2 separate regions of the Mus musculus genome follow, and region 1 is linked to region 2. Evidence: chromatin loops called from intact Hi-C (ENCODE). Cell type or tissue: left cerebral cortex. All regions are shown on one strand. Links, peaks and the distances in the headings refer to the core of each region. The heading gives the core; the rest is flanking DNA.

Region 1 (7,829 bases), core at 1,403-6,402, 71 kb after region 2:
CTGCATGCTGATAGAAAAATAAAGACTTTCTCCTGAAAAAAAAAATGATTGGCAATGGTCTGCCCGCCCCCAAGTTGCGCACACTCCACCCCTCTCTGAGAGCTGTGCAGTGGCATCCTGGTACAGTCCTCAGTGCTGACACTGCAGAAAGATGGCTGAAGACGTGGTGGTGGTGGTGGTGGTGGTGGTGGTGGTGGTGGTGGTGGTGGTAGTGGTGGTGGTGGTGGCCAAATTTGATTATGTGGCACAGCAGGAACAAGAGCTGGATATCAAGAAGAATGAGAGATTATGGCTCCTGGGTGACTCTAAATCCTGGTGATGAGTTGGAAATTCCATGAATAAAACCGGTTTTGTCCCTTCTAACTATGTGGAAAGAGAAATTAGTGCTCAGAAAGCATCTATTGTTAAAAACCTGAAGGACACCTTAAGTCACAGGGATTGGGTGTGGGAAGTTTCAGTGTTACAGAACACACCAGGAAGCTCACAGAAAATGATCCCGGAGCTGTGTCAACAAACTTTGAAAAGAGAACACAGAATTTTTACTCAAAATGAATTGGTTAAATAACTTTAAAGATTTTTTTCAGCATTGGGGAAGTGAAAAGAAAACCCGGTGTTCTAGATACTGCATCTCCTGCTGATGATAGCTTTGTTGATCCAGGAGAATGTCTCTATGACCTTAACATGCCTGCTTTTGTGAAATTTAACTACATGGCTGAGAGAGAGGATGAATTGCATTGATAAAAGGGACCAAGGTGGTCGTAATGGTGAAATGCAGTGATGGATGATGGCATGGCAACTACAACAAACAAACTGGATGGTTTCCTTCAAACTATGTAACTGAAGAAGGTGACAGTCCTTTGGGTGATCATGTAGGTTCTCTTTCAGAGAAATTAGCAGCAGTTGTCAATAACCTAAATATGGGTCAAGTATTGAATGCTGTACAGGCTCTTTACCCATTTAGCTCATCCAATGATGAAGAACTCAGTTTTGAGAACGGCGATGTAATGGATGTTATTGAAAAGCCGGAAAATGACCCAGAGTGGTGGAAATGCAGGAAAATCAATGGCATGGTTGGCCTGATGCCAAAAAACTATGTTACCATTGTTCAGAATAATCCATTAACCTCAGGTTTGGAACCATCGCCTCCACAATGTGATGACATTAGGCCTTCACTCTCTTGGAAGTCTGCTGGCAATCCTTGGTATTATGGCAAAGTCACCAGGCATCAGGCAGAGATGGTATTAAATGAAAGAGGGCATGAAGGAGACATCCTCATTTGTGACAGTGAGTCTTCGCCAAATGATTTCTCAGGATCACTAAAAACACAAGGGGAAAACAAACATTTTAAAGTCCAGCTGAAAGAGACTGTTTACTGCATTGGGCAGCAGAAATTCAGCACCATGGAGGAACTTGTAGAACATTACAAACAGGCACCGATCTTTACAATGAACAAGGAGAAAAATTATATCTTGTCCAGCGTTTGTCTTGATAGTGCTCGTCAGCAGTGACTGCTACACAACTTTAACTCGTCATGTAACTGGAGACTGAGAAAGTGCTGGGCCAATTGCACTTGCTTGGAAAGTGCTGTTTCTAACTATATGAGAATTGACTATAATCCGTGAGTACTTTTGTGATAACTCAGACCATACGTATATACTACATATGCAGTGCATCTCTAGAGAAGAGTTCTTTATTCTTGGTCTTCTGTCTTACTGTTTTCTTTGCTGTTTTTCTCTTTCCTTCCGACAATGAAGGTTTTGTATTCTGAAATGAATAATTTGGTTTAAAATCTTTATATGGAAGAATTCTTTTATTGCTGTTTCTTTATTTCCTTGTAAAGATAGCCTGTTCTCTCATAGTTCCTCTTCACATAAAATTATACCTATATGGCATATGATAAAGGACATTTCTTGTAAAGTGTTCATCTTTTCTGTGACTAAATAGCAGTAATAAACATAAAATAAGAAATTTTTTAAAAAGATTTGAGTTTCCCTTCACTTCCTGTGGGAAGTGAAAGGAGGAAGTAGGTGGCTCCTGGAGGAAGTAGAAGTGCTGCCATAAATAACATATATAATAAATCATGTAATATGCTATATCATCATATATTATATTGCTTTTAGCCTGTTTTTTACTGTTTCTAAGAAAAATCTGAGCAGTTTTCTGGTGAATTTTTTACATTATTTACATTAAATATTATTTATGTTAAATAAATCAAATTTTTCTAACAAAATAAGTAATATTCCAGCATATCTGTTTTCTCTCCTACATTGTATCTACCAAGCATCACCATTTTTAACTTTGCTCCATTAAGCTCTTTCCAAAGCATTACCTGTAACCAGTAACTGTTTTATATATAATTCCTAGTAATGAGGTTATGGAAACCATCATCTTGAGTGTGCATCATCAGAACAGGTGGTCAGTAAAACTGGGCCATGACTTGTTGAGAGTGGAGGTGTGGCACCAAATTGAAAATCTCATCTATGTCTGTGTCTTAGTGAAATTAATAGATCGAGATAATGATGACGACGATGGTGATGATGATATGACAGTAACAAGAAGTGAAGCTATGGATTAGGATCCTTATTTTTAAAAAAGAAAGAAAGAAAAAGAAAGGATACAAAGAGAAGGCCTTGTCTTTGAGGAAAAGAGCAAGTCTGGAAAGACCAGTCTGCTGCTGCCTTACTTCCCATCCTCCACAACTATAAAAAAGAAAGGTATGTTTTTTTTAATGAATTACTCGATCTGTGATATTTTATTATAGGGATCAACAAAGGCTTTAACCATGAGAGTAAAGGGCTATAATTCTGATACATTGTTAAAACCAGCAAGTGGTCAGCCCTCCGTCATCCTTTTTGGTTTGGTTTGGTTTTTCTTGGTTTTTCGAGACAGGGTTTCTCTGTATAGCCCTGGCTGTCCTGGAACTCACTTTGTAGACCAGGCTAGCCTCGAACTCAGAAATCCGCCTGCCTCTGCCTCCGGAGTGCTGGGATTAAAGGCGTGCGCCACCACACCCGTCATCCTTTCTTGTCCCTCTCCCACACCCGTTGGTCCTTTCTTGTTTCCAACTGGTCCTCCTTCTGCTTCCATATTTTTGGGGGCTTCTTAAGTCACTAAATTAGAAATAAGTAGAAGAAGCTTTTCCTGTCCTGGACAAAATGTACTTGCATATCACCAGGGACAACTTGGGTTGCCAATACACACTCAAGTTAGTAGAGAATATGATTAAAACCCAAAGTATAAACATCTCACTTCACCAACACACTAATAATGTGCTAGACAATAATATCAATAGCATTAATTCTTCCCAAATAAAGACTTGGGTCATTTTGTCAGGGAGAGGGAAGTTTGAAATATCAAAGTACTATCTGTGAGTGAAGGGAGTTTGGGTCTTCAGTAGGTGGGGTCTTCAAACAATTACCAAGGTGGGAGCTGAGGCAGCTCTGAGTACAATATGTTAGTAGTCCTGTGTGCACATTATAGAGTATATATCAGCACACCCCTAGGGTGTGCATTAATCTCTCTATCCAGTGTGTAAACTGAAACAGAGCATCCTCTGGTGGTGAATAGCAAAATAGACATTGACTCTACCCTCTGCCTTATTTTGGGACCCAAGTTCTTTGCCTGCAGGAAATAGCAGCAGACCTTCCGTGGTAGAAGCAGAGTCGTTTTCTGATGTTTATAGATGTCTTCGTCCTTTCGGATGCTTGACTCTTTTTCATTCTGCTTTCTAGGACTGTTGTGCTCCAGGAACCAAGCCCCAGTACAACAGCACAATCTAGACAGTAGATGTTGCCTGGCGGCCTTTCACTAAGAGAGATCTCTTAAACAGGACTAGAAATTTCAAATCACAGAATGGTTTTGTTTCCTAAATATAATAAATAGCGAGGAAAATTCCACTGCTGTTTTTAGCGCAAGTTATAATACAATATCAATTGTCCATAAGTCTTAACTCCCTTCACTGGTACAACACATACCTTGACATCATAAAGAATAAATTTCTAGCCCCAAACTATTTGAAAAGAGCAAAATCACACAACAGAGTGGTGGGAAATGGGTATACTTCAAGTACTCTGTACAATTAATATATACTAATAAAAAACAGTGACGGTGGCGGGATCAGTCTTGGGGGAAGCTATCCATCCCTGTAGGAAACAGATGGTGACTCCTCCCTCTCCCATTCAGACCTCTTCTCTCAGAAGCTCCCAGGTAAGAAGAAAAGACCAGTGTCAAAGATCGATATCCTGTAGATTACATTCTGTTAAAGGGGACAAGGGGGCCTTAGAGAGACCCAGGAGGACAGGTACTGAGTTTTTTCCCTGCCTGTGGCCAGGAGTCAGTTTCTTGCACCTCTGACCTCTCTCCTCCCACTCTCTGCCCTGTCTCTGCCCAGTCTCCGCCCAGCCTCCGCCTTCTCTGCCTCTAACCTCCTCTTGCCACTCAACTCCTCACTCCTCCCCTTGCTCCTCCCTCTTCCTGCTAGACCTGCCTCTGAGAGGAAACTGAAAGTGAAATTTGGACTGCAGGCTTGCAAAAGCGAAGCTGGGAGCACATAACTAAAGCTGAGGACCCTGGTTAGGTGAGTGAGACTGGGACCCCTGGCCGGCCTAGGTGGGCTCTTTATCCCCACACCAGATTCAAGGAGCCTCTTCCCATCAGCACCCCACACTCGGGAATTTGCGAACCCACCTGCTGCTTCTTTTCATCAGAGTTGTCTTGTCCTAGCCCTGCAGAGCTGCCCATGCTGGCCTGTGGAAGCTGGGCTCTGAAAGTGACTTTCCTAGTGCCCTGGACTAGCTGAGACGACAGTCCTAGCAAGGGCAGGAGAAGCAGGGTGGTGACCTAGGCCAGAGGGGAGCTCAGGGAAACCCTTACCCCTTGAAGATCCCTGCTTGAGGAGAGTGCTATCCATGTAGAAATTTCTGTGGATTTAAGATACTCCACACCCTAAAGGAAGTTGAGACTAGGTTTGGAGCAGCTTAGAGAAGAGCCCAGGGAGTGCTCCCCAAAAATGTTCACCGGTGAGCACACCTGCATGTTATGTACATAGACATTTATAGAGGGGAACATATGGGCACGCCTACATTGATGCATTTGTGCACAAGTATAGTTTGCATATAAAAACATCAATATATGTGTACATACATATATAAAAACATGCATATACACACATGCAACTCTTATAACTGGGCCATATACTCTTAGACAATGTACTCCGGATAATGAATGACATCTTACATGAACCTGAGTGGGGTCGCTAATGACACACCTAGGCTGCATTGTGTTGCCTATTGCACAACCACCATATGTGCAGCCTGTCATATTTGACAAAATGTCTACTATGATGTATAGCTGCATAAACCTTGACTCCTAATGCCTGACCCCTGTGGTTTCTGCCAAGATTAATGAAGACTAGTATGAGCTAACTCTGGTTGGAATATGGAGGGTCTGTGGTGATATGGTAAATGGTCGTTACTGCCATGACTGACGTCTCTGGGCAGTAGAGGCATAAGATGACAGAAAGGAAATGGGAGACGCCTAGACAGTGAGGGTTAAGCAGGGATGGGTGTGGTGACGGTGGAGCTGTTAGCAGCGTTACCCCCACCAGTTTTCTCTGTCTCTTCTAGAAACTCGGTTTCCCCTTCTGCCTGGCTTGCTCAGTGGGTGAGGCCGGAGGAGAGGCTCCTGTCATTCAGGTTGGTGCTTTTGCCTTCTGCCTTTCCCTCCTGTGTCATCGCTTGTCCACCTTGGCATTATTTGGGGGAGTTTGGGGTTTGCCTTGCTTTTGCTTTTGTCCTACAAACTCTCATTTTTATCTCTTCGCCCCTCTGCATCTCTCAAGATTCCACGGCAGATATCACCCTCTACAACCTCAAAAATGTCTCTGGAAAAGATGTGGGAGGAGGTCACCTGTTCTATCTGCCTGGATCCCATGGTGGAGCCTATGAGTATCGAATGTGGCCATTGCTTTTGCAAGGAATGCATTTTTGAAGTTGGGAAGAATGGGGGCAGTTCATGTCCCGAGTGCCGGCAACAGTTTCTGCTCCGAAACCTCAGGCCCAATAGACATATAGCCAACATGGTGGAAAACCTTAAACAGATAGCCCAGAATACCAAGAAGAGTACCCAGGAAACGCACTGCATGAAGCATGGAGAGAAGCTTCACCTATTCTGTGAGGAAGATGGGCAGGCCCTTTGCTGGGTGTGTGCCCAGTCTGGGAAACACCGGGACCACACCAGGGTCCCTATTGAAGAGGCTGCTAAGGTATACCAGGTAAGGCCTTAGCACAGACTAAAGAACATAGCCACTTTGTCCCCCAGAATGGTGGCTGAGAAGTTGGGGGATGAAGGGATAATTTCTCCCTTCATTGAGAGGAGCTTGTGTATGGAATACAACTTTATTTCTCAGCAGCAGAGGCAAAGCCATGGGAAAGGAGTCATGCATCGTGCTTCCTCGTGGCTCCCGGGTACATTAGAAATGCAGTGGCCCAGATCCCGTTACCCATTGGTGTAACTCTGTTTTTGTTAAGACATACTAGATTTCTTCCATAGTCTTTCCATCTGCCTCCTCCAACCTGGGGACTAACCTGCCATCTTTTTCTACAGGAGAAGATCCACGTGGCTTTAGAAAAACTGAGAAAGGGGAAAGAGTTGGCCGAGAAGATGGAAATGGATCTCACGATGCAAAGAACAGACTGGAAGGCAAGAGCTGTAGGCTGGGCTGTGTCCCAGGTCTTGACCTCAAGCAAGCCTTAACCATGACTGTGCCTATCCAAGGGGCGGTAGAGTTATTATATAGGTCACTCTCCAAGACCCATCCACACACTGTGACTCCAGATAGAGAGGAATTGAAAGAAAGGAAGGAAGAGAGGAGAAGGAAAGAGAGAAGGAAAGGAAGGAGGGAGGGATAGAAGAGAGTCAGGGATGAAGGGAGGCAGAAGGGAGGGAGGGAAGAGGAAAGAAGGAAGCTTAAAATCAGATGGGATTTTCCCCAATCTGGCACAAATATCAAGAATTTCTGGAGAAAGTTTAAGGTTTCGTCATTCCTTCTGACCCTGTCTCAGGGAACAGCATAGTCAACATTAGTTTCTTGGGTCTGTGATAGGAAGTCCACCTGACCTGGTGGCTGCTTGATGGTGAGCAAGTTATTAGTCCAAAGCCTGCTAGGGACCTAAAGCCTGTCACAGTGAGAATTTGCTGGTAGAAAATGAAATGCATCTGAAACTGGGTAGGAATGAGAGGCTCACAGCCAATCACAGACCCCAAATGAGTAGCAAAAACTTGACCCTCCCAAGATGGCAAAGACTGTTTTCCTGGGACCACTGCTTTCCACCCAGGGTATCAATGGGTATGGGAACAGGTCTTATGCTCTACAACTTGCTGAGATAGTAAGACAGAGGAACTCACATGGGCGTTAGTAGCTTTTGGAAGAAAGGTTGAGAAAATATCTGGTGCCGGAAGCATGCGTAGGTGGGGGGGGGGGGGGTCTAGGGGACAGACACCACCCAAGCTTAGGAAATTTTTATGGGAAAACTCTTGATGGTCCCCAATGAAGGAGCTAGAGAAAGTACCCAAGGAGTTGAAGGGGTTTGCAGCCCCATAGGAAGAACAACAATATGAACAAACCAATACACCCAGAGCTCCCAGGGACTAAACCACCAACCAAAAAGTACCCATGGCTCCAGCAGCATATGTAGCAGAGGATGGCCTTGTTGGATATCAATGAGAGGAGAGGCCCTTGGTCCTGTGAAGGCACTATGCCCCGATCTAGGGGAATGACAGGGTCAGGAAGCAGGAGTGGGTGGGTTGGTGATCAGGGGGAGGGGGGATAG
Region 2 (7,829 bases), core at 953-5,952:
ACCACTGTGTGAGTGAGCACCATGCTGTGACGCAGTGGATTGCAGATGGCTACATAGCGGTCAAAAGCCATGGCAAGGAAGATGCCCGACTCAACAGTAGCAAAGCAATGGATAAGAAACATTTGGCATAAGCAGGCATCCAGGCCAATGTGGCCAGCACCAAACCAGAAAATCGCCAGAAGTTTGGGCATAGTAGAAGTAGACAGAACCAGGTCAATGACAGCCAGCATGCACAGAAAGAAGTACATGGGCTGGTGCAGGCTGCGCTCTACCCTTACCACAGCTAGGATGGTGATGTTCCCCACCACAGCCACCAGGTACATGGAGCCAAAGGGAATGGAGAGCCATATGTGCAAGGTCTCCAGTCCTGGGATGCCGGTGAGCCACAAAGAGCTGGGTACTGAACATACATTATGAAAAGTGGACATTGTTGTATATAAATAATTCTCATTTGTGTCCCCAAATGTAGCAAGACATTTTTCCCTAGAAAGAAAAAAAAAACAGTATTCTTGGGCCATATAATAAACATCATTGAATATACAGTGCTACACAACATTTAGAAGAAATCATGAAATTTCATACACATGGAATTTCATGTTACACTATAATATCAACATAAACTTAACAAGCAAAATAAAAAAATATATGTTTAAATGAATGGATGAATTCTGATAGTATGATCCTTAATGAGTGATATTTTACATCAATAAATAAATCGCCCTGAGGTAAATATTAATTCATTCAGTATATGCGGATCATATTAGAATGATCTTCTAATGTCCCACTAAGGAAGCAGTCTGCTTGTCAACACTGGTAAAGACTGTGTACTGATAGGATCTTATCTGATACCCACAATAGAATACCCAGCATGCTCATGGAGACAAGGAAGGGACCTTCTACAGAGGTGCATTGATGGGATCATGAAGTATCAGGATGAACCGTGAGCATGGTTTCATAACCCAGGTGTAGTTAGCAGAACACAGGAGGGGCCACTTTTCAAGATCTGGGACTTTGTATAGAAGTAAAGGACATTATCCAAACATGCCTGGTAGGAAGAGAATTTGAGAGCAAGTCTCTGGTTTTCCTTATTACTCTTCTATCTCCTGCTGGTTCCTCATGTTGACAAGGTCCAGCCAGAAACAGGAGAATCTCCACAAGTGTTCACTTTCTAAATGCACCGTGCTGAGACCTGGTGGGGCAAATAGAGAATACCCAGGCCATAGGGTAAGAGAGCTGAGACAGACTCACCCTATCTATGGCCCTCCCTGACTCTGCACAGTGACTTAAGAGACCAGCTGTGAAGTACACTTCCTTCCCAGCCTTCTTTCTTCCTCTTCATGCTGAATATTCCACCTCCATTTCATCTCTTCAGGCCATCTCTAAACACTGATGGCAGTGAAACGGTTACTCAGGACTGGAGAGCTACATTAGAGTAGATGGAGCCAACCTTCTCTCTGGGATCCTAGCACTAAATATCTCCTTATACCCCCTGGTCAGAAGCAAGCTGTGTACCCTAAACATGCAAGGAGACTGCAAAAGTGCCTCAAAGAGATGGTAAGAGGTGAGTATTCACATTAAGACAGTCTCCTGCCTCAGACCCCTATCCAGATACATCCCCATTACCAGTCCTGGTCTTGCTGTTCCTCACCACTTTGCCTACTACCTTCCAATGTGAGTGGATATTTGTCAACTCTTCATGTTCTTTTACCTCTGAAGATTATTCATGCTATTTCCTGGCATTGAGACAGTCCTATCTTTTTGCAATCCCCCTGCTGTGGCCTAATTATCACCTTAAGAAAGCCTGCTTTAACCCTTAATTAAGTGTCTTCTGCAATGCAAAATTCTCTGATTTGCTGATGTGAATGTTTCTCCAAATACAATGCAAGTGCCAGAAGGCCAACAGCTTTTTTTTTTCTGTCTCATTCTCTACTATAAATTCCTCAGTAGCACAGTGCATAGCTTGGTTGCATGAGAATAGTGTGCTATTTCTATTTAAAACACTGTAAAGATGTTTAAAAGGTAAGTATTGTGTTTGCATTGGTGTGATAAAAAGATTTCCAAGCACCTTATGTGCAGTCTATGAGGCCCCTACCTTTTTAATAGGGGCATGATGTAGAGTTGGATGCTCAGGAATCCCAGTTATCCTCATCCTCATCAGCTAGAAGTCTTCCTAGTGGTCCCTGCTCTTTTTCTTGTTTCCTCTTCATAAGATGCTTTCCCAAGACTGGATCATGTCAAAAGAGCCCAGAACTCTACACCTGCTTCAGAGACATTGAACTTATAAACACTCTGTGCAAGAGTCTCGGGAATTCCACCAGAGAGTGGTAGAGTGTCTCAGGGTCCAGTGCAGAAGGATAACACCCACATCTGTCCCAAGAGGATGGACAGAGAATCTGCCTGAAATCACAGGCACCTCAGTGTGCCATGGCTGCTCCAAAGTGAGAAAGGGAAGGTCACACCTTCTAAGTCATAGTTTCTTAAATAGAAGACCTGCTCTTGTCCCCCTGTCCTGGCCTCCCTGCAGCTGGCAGATATATTCTGGGGACAATATGCAGAAATCAAAAAGTCTTCCCAAAGTATAGGTGAGTCTTCTTGGACTCAGAAGCGATTGGAGGTCCATATTTATGAAGGCTGTAAAACCTGAGTTTTATCCCTTTACAGTATTGGGGGAAGGGTGGTAGAATCCTGAATTAACACTAAGGTATATCAAAAGACAATACCACAAAAAAAATAGACAGAGACCTTTTTTCCCATGTCTAGTTTACATTAAATAGGAAGGATCATGTATAATCATAAAGGAGCTACTCCACTCCATGCTCACTTATATGCACTAAGACTACAAAACATGCCATTCCTCACAAACTAGTATAGCCAACCTAAGGAAGCAGTGGGGTGCTTATGGGTTATGAAGCATCATGTTGTAAAGCATTGGGCAAATGTCTCCAAAGCTCCAGATGTTTGAATCTGTGTGACCTCAAACAGTTCCAACTCTGTCTTCAAGAAGAAATTGGAATATTTACATCCTTGTATAGTTTTGTAACTTAGGTTCTTGTATATAAGTCAGTGAAATACTTAAATAGCATTATCCCCATCAACAAGATTCTTTAGGAGCTGTTAGCTCTCAAGATCCCAGCAGACGCTGCCTTCCTCCTTCAGATCAGAATCCAGTAAGTTAGGAAAGAGGATGATGCAATAAAGTCATTACAGAGAGGACTCAGTCTCCTCCACTCTCCATGGCACCCTGCAGCTACAGAGCCCCCAAAAGAAGGTGGGAAGCTTGCAACCTGCTTCACTCCAACCTCAAACTTCACACTCTGCATAAAATTGCCCAAGTATATGTGTTCTTTTTTGAGTCTCTATGCATGGATATATTCAGCCAAGTAAAGAAATGGGAACATTATTCCACACAAGTTCTTATGTAGCTTCTGAGTCTTGGTTCGTCATTCTGACCTCAGACACATGAACTCTACCATTAGTAAAGTTAGTTCATCAGAAGAGCCTTTTATAACTAAATAATTTTGCATTGTATTCAAGACGTTTTTAAGACAATAATAATTGGAATGTACTAACTCAAAACCTTTTCATCTTCCCAATTAACAGAGAAAGGTGTACATCATATGTGAAGAACTATGTTAAAGGTATCACTTTTCCTCCACAAAATGGTCTTAAGTATATATATAAAATACACATATTATATATAATTTGCCTACATTCAGCCTAGGAATCAGAAGCAAATCCATCATTCTAACCCTTTCCAGTAGAGGGCGCCAAACCTGAAAACAAGAGGATAACAGGAACAACTGGGTGCTCTAATAAGCGTTTTCTGCACATAGCAGGGCAGTTGCCCCTAGGAGTTCACAGCAGCACAAGACCTGTGCAAGCTTGAGCCACATAAAATCACAGTGAGGAAAGGGAAGTAAACACAAAATCCCTCCCCTAGCTCAGGAGCTGTTAGCGGTTGACAACTGTTGAGAGACAAAGTCTCTGTCCTTAAAGGCAGAGCTCTTCCTGCAATAAGCCACCATCCAAAGAAAGCCACAAATCCAAGAAAAATGGGCAGAACAAACTTTACTTGATTGTCTGTTGTTTGTTTGTTTGTTTTAAAATAAGACACAAAGTTGAGTGGTCAAGGAAGGCAGGAATAATGGGGTAAGGTGTCTACAGTCAAAATACATTACATAAGATTTTCAAAGACATAAAAATGAGAAGATACAAAATGCATTTAATGATTAAATGATATATGGGCACTTTTTTAAAAAGAGAAATGTGACATCATTAAATGTTTTTATTTGTCACCTATATAGTGATCTTATTACTATCATTATTGTTGTTATTATTATTATTATTATTATTATTATTATATTTAACCTGTTTTTTCAGTCCTGTCATTATGCCCGTCATGATCTGCCCTCTGACCGTTCCTCATCCCATACTACCTCCCCCAACCCTGTCTCCAAGAGGATGTTCTAACCCTCACCCCACCAGACCTCTCCACACCCTGGGGCCTCAAGTCTCTCAATGGTTAGGTGCATCTTCTCTCACTGAGGCGACACCAGACAGTCCTCTGCTGTATATGTGTCAGGGGCCTCATATCAGCTAGTCTATGCTGCCTGGTTGATGTCTCAGTGTCTGGGAGATCTCGGGAGTCCAGGTTAGTTGAGACTGTTGGTCTTCCTAAGGGGTCACCCTCCTCCTCAGCTTCTTCCAACTTTTCTCTAATTCAACCACAGGGGTCACCAGCTTCTGTCCATTGTATGGGTGTAAATATCTGCATCTGACTCTTTCAGCTGCTTGTTGAGCCTCTCGGAGGGCAGCCATGCTAGGCTCCTGTTTGTAAGCATACCATAGCATCAGTAATAGTGTCAGGCATTGGGGTCTCACCTTGAGCTGGATCCCAATATGGGCCTGTCACTGGACCTCCTTTCCCTCGGGCTCTTCTCCATTTTTGTCTCTGTAGTTCTTTTAAACAGGAACAATTCAGAGTTAGAGTTTTTTACTGTGGGATGGCAACCTCATGCCTCCACTTGATGTTCTGTCTTTCTACTGGAGGAAGACTACAAATTCCCTCTCCCCACTGTAGAGCATTTCATTTAAGGTCCCTCCCTTTAAGTCCTGAGTCTCTCACCTCCCAAGTCTCTGGTACATTCTGGAGGGTCCTCCCACCTCCCACCTTCCCTGGATGCCTGTTTCCATTCTTTCTGCTGGTCCTAAGGGCTTCAGTTCTGTCCCCCCCCCCCAATACCTGATTATGTTCCCCTTTTCCCCTCCCTGTCCCCTCTCCTACCTAGGACTCTCCCTCCTACTGCCCACCCCCTGTGATTGCTTTCTTCTCCCTCCCAAGTGGGATTGAGGCACCCTCACTTGGGCCTTTGGCTTTAGCTAATATCCTCTGATTAGTGAGTATATACCATGCATGTCCTTTTGGGTCTCAGTTACCTCACACAGGATGATATTTTCTAGTACCATTAATTTGCCTGCTAAACACATGATGTCCTCATTCTTAATAGCTGAGTAGTATTCCATTGTGTAAATGAACCACATCGTCTATATCCATTATTCTGTTGTGGGACAACTGGGTTTTTTCCAGCTTCTGGATATCACAAACAAGGCCACTATGAACATAGTGGAACACGTGCCCCTGTGACATGGTGGGGCATTTTTGGGGTATATGCCTAAGAGTGGTATAGCTGGGCCTTCAAGTAGATTTATTTCAAATTATCTAAGGAATCTCCAGGTTGTTTTCCAGAGTGCTTGTACCAGTTTTCAATCCCACCAGCAATGGAGAAGTGTTCTTCTTTCTCCACATCCACACCAACATATGCTGCTGTCACCTTAGTTTTTTATCTTAGCCATTGTGATTACTGTAAGGTAGAATATCAGGGTCATTTTGATTTCCATTTCCCTGATCACTAAGGACTTTGAGCATTTCTTAAAGTGTTTCTTGAACATTTGAGATTCCTCTGCTGTGCATTATCTGTTTAGTTCTATACCCCATTTTTTATTGGATTGTTTGGCTTTTGGGGAGTTAGCTTCTTGAGTTTTTTATATATTTTGGATATTAGCCTTCTATCAGATGGGGGGGCAGTTAGTGAAGGGTTTTTTCCCAATCTGTAGGATGCCTATTTGTCTACTGACTATGACTTTGCCTTACAGAAGCTATTCAGTTTCATGAGGTCCTATATGTCAATTCTTGATCTTATAGCCTGAGCCATTGGAGTTCTGTTTAGGAAATACTCCCCACCCCCGGGCCAATGAGTTTGAGGCTCTTTCCCACTTTATCTTCTGTTAGATTCACTGTGTCTGGTTTTATGTGGAGTTCCTTGATCCACTTGGACTTGAGCTTAGTGTAAGATGACAAATATGGATCTATTTTCATTTTTCTGCATGTAAACTGCCAGTTAGACCAGTACCATTTATTGAAGATGCTATCTTTTTTATCCATTGTATAATTTTGGCTTCTTTGTCAAAGATCAAATGTGCATAAGTGTGCAGTTCTATTTCTGGGTCTTCAATTCTATTCCATTGATCAACTTGTCTGTCTGTGTACCAATACCAAGCCGTTTTTATCACTATTGCTCTGTAGTATCACTTGAGGTCAGGGATAATGATTCACCCAGAAGTTCTTTTATCGTTAAGAATTGTTTTTACTATTCTGGGTTTTTTGTTTTTCCAGATGGATTTGAGAATTGCTCTTTCTATCTCTGTGAAGAATTTTTATGGGGATTGCTTTGAATCTGTAGATAGCTTTTGGTAGGATGGCCATTTTTACTATGTTAATTCTGTCAGACCATGAGCATAGGAGATATCTTCATTTTCCAAGGTTTTCTTTGATTTCTTTCTTGGGAAACTTGAAGTTATTGTCATACAGATGTTTCATTTGTTTGGTTAGAGTTACCCCAAGAAATTTTGTACTATTTGTGATTATTGTGAAAGGCATTATTTCCCTAATTTATTTCTCAGCCTGTTTATCATTTGAATAAAGTAAAACTACTGATTTATTTGAGTTAATTTTATATCCAGCTACTTTGCTGGAGTTGTTTATCAGCTGTAGAAATTCTCTGGTAGAATTTTTGGGGTTGCTTATGTATATTATCATATCATCTGCAAATAGTGATACCTCAACTTCTTTGCCAATTTCTATTCCATTGATCTCCTTTTGTTGTCTTATAGCTCTCACTGGAAATTCGAGTACTAGGTTGAATAGATATAGGGAGAGTGGGCCTCCTTGTCTTGTCCCTGATTTTAGTGGGATTGCTTCAAGTATCTCTCCATTTAATTTGATGTTGACTGTTGGTTTGCTGTATATCGCGTTTATTGTGTTTAGGTATGGGCCTTGAATTCCTGATCTCTCCAATACTTTTTTTCAACAGTACTCATGACATTATTGCCTACTTAAGTTTCTGCATGATAATTATTTTTCTTTATGGATGTGTACATATGACTTAGTACTTCCTCTCCATCTTTCTTGATGTGTCATTCATAAGTAAAATGTATATATTTAAGTTGTGGGATATACCGAAAGAAGTATACAGAATATATATGGATTACTAGATTCAACCTACTAAGTATAGACATTACTTCCCACTTTGGTTTAGTGATGATCTTGGAGATCTAATACCTTTGAAATATAAGTATACAACAAGAACATTTAATGAAAAAGAGACCAGGAGTTTGATCTCCAATACTTTTTTTTATTATGTATTTTCCTCAAATACATTTCCAATGCTATCCCAAAAGTCCCCCACACGCTACCCCCACCCCGTTCCCTTACATACCCATTCCCATTTTTTGGCCCTGGCGTTCCCCTGTACTGGGGCATATAAAGTTTG

The links. A loop is a pair of places that touch in the nucleus more often than their neighbours do. Peaks named below come from ENCODE experiments on the same cell type or tissue, not always from the same donor. Only the 100,000 strongest peaks of a DNase experiment are listed, where the experiment ranks them.
Region 1: it touches region 2 in a loop (2.2-fold over the local background); 2 of 42 quality-filtered maps call a loop at or near these places.

What each region holds. Positions count from the first base shown.
Region 1 is chr7:102,562,136-102,569,964 of GRCm38, reverse strand. It overlaps Trim21 (tripartite motif-containing 21), which reads left to right and starts at 4,483. Exons shown (of 8, transcript NM_009277.4): 1 at 4,483-4,576; 2 at 5,625-5,693; 3 at 5,840-6,271; 4 at 6,604-6,699. The coding sequence starts at 5,876. It also overlaps the pseudogene Gm5339. In left cerebral cortex, for the core only: a CTCF peak has its summit at 3,530; a DNase peak (open chromatin) is centred at 4,430; H3K4me3 peaks cover 954 bases; H3K27ac peaks cover 351 bases.
Region 2 is chr7:102,632,847-102,640,675 of GRCm38, reverse strand. Olfr554 (olfactory receptor 554) reads right to left here and starts at 428. Exons shown (of 1, transcript NM_146325.2): 1 at 1-428. The coding sequence starts at 428. In left cerebral cortex, for the core only: a CTCF peak has its summit at 3,763 (motif pointing right); a DNase peak (open chromatin) is centred at 3,763.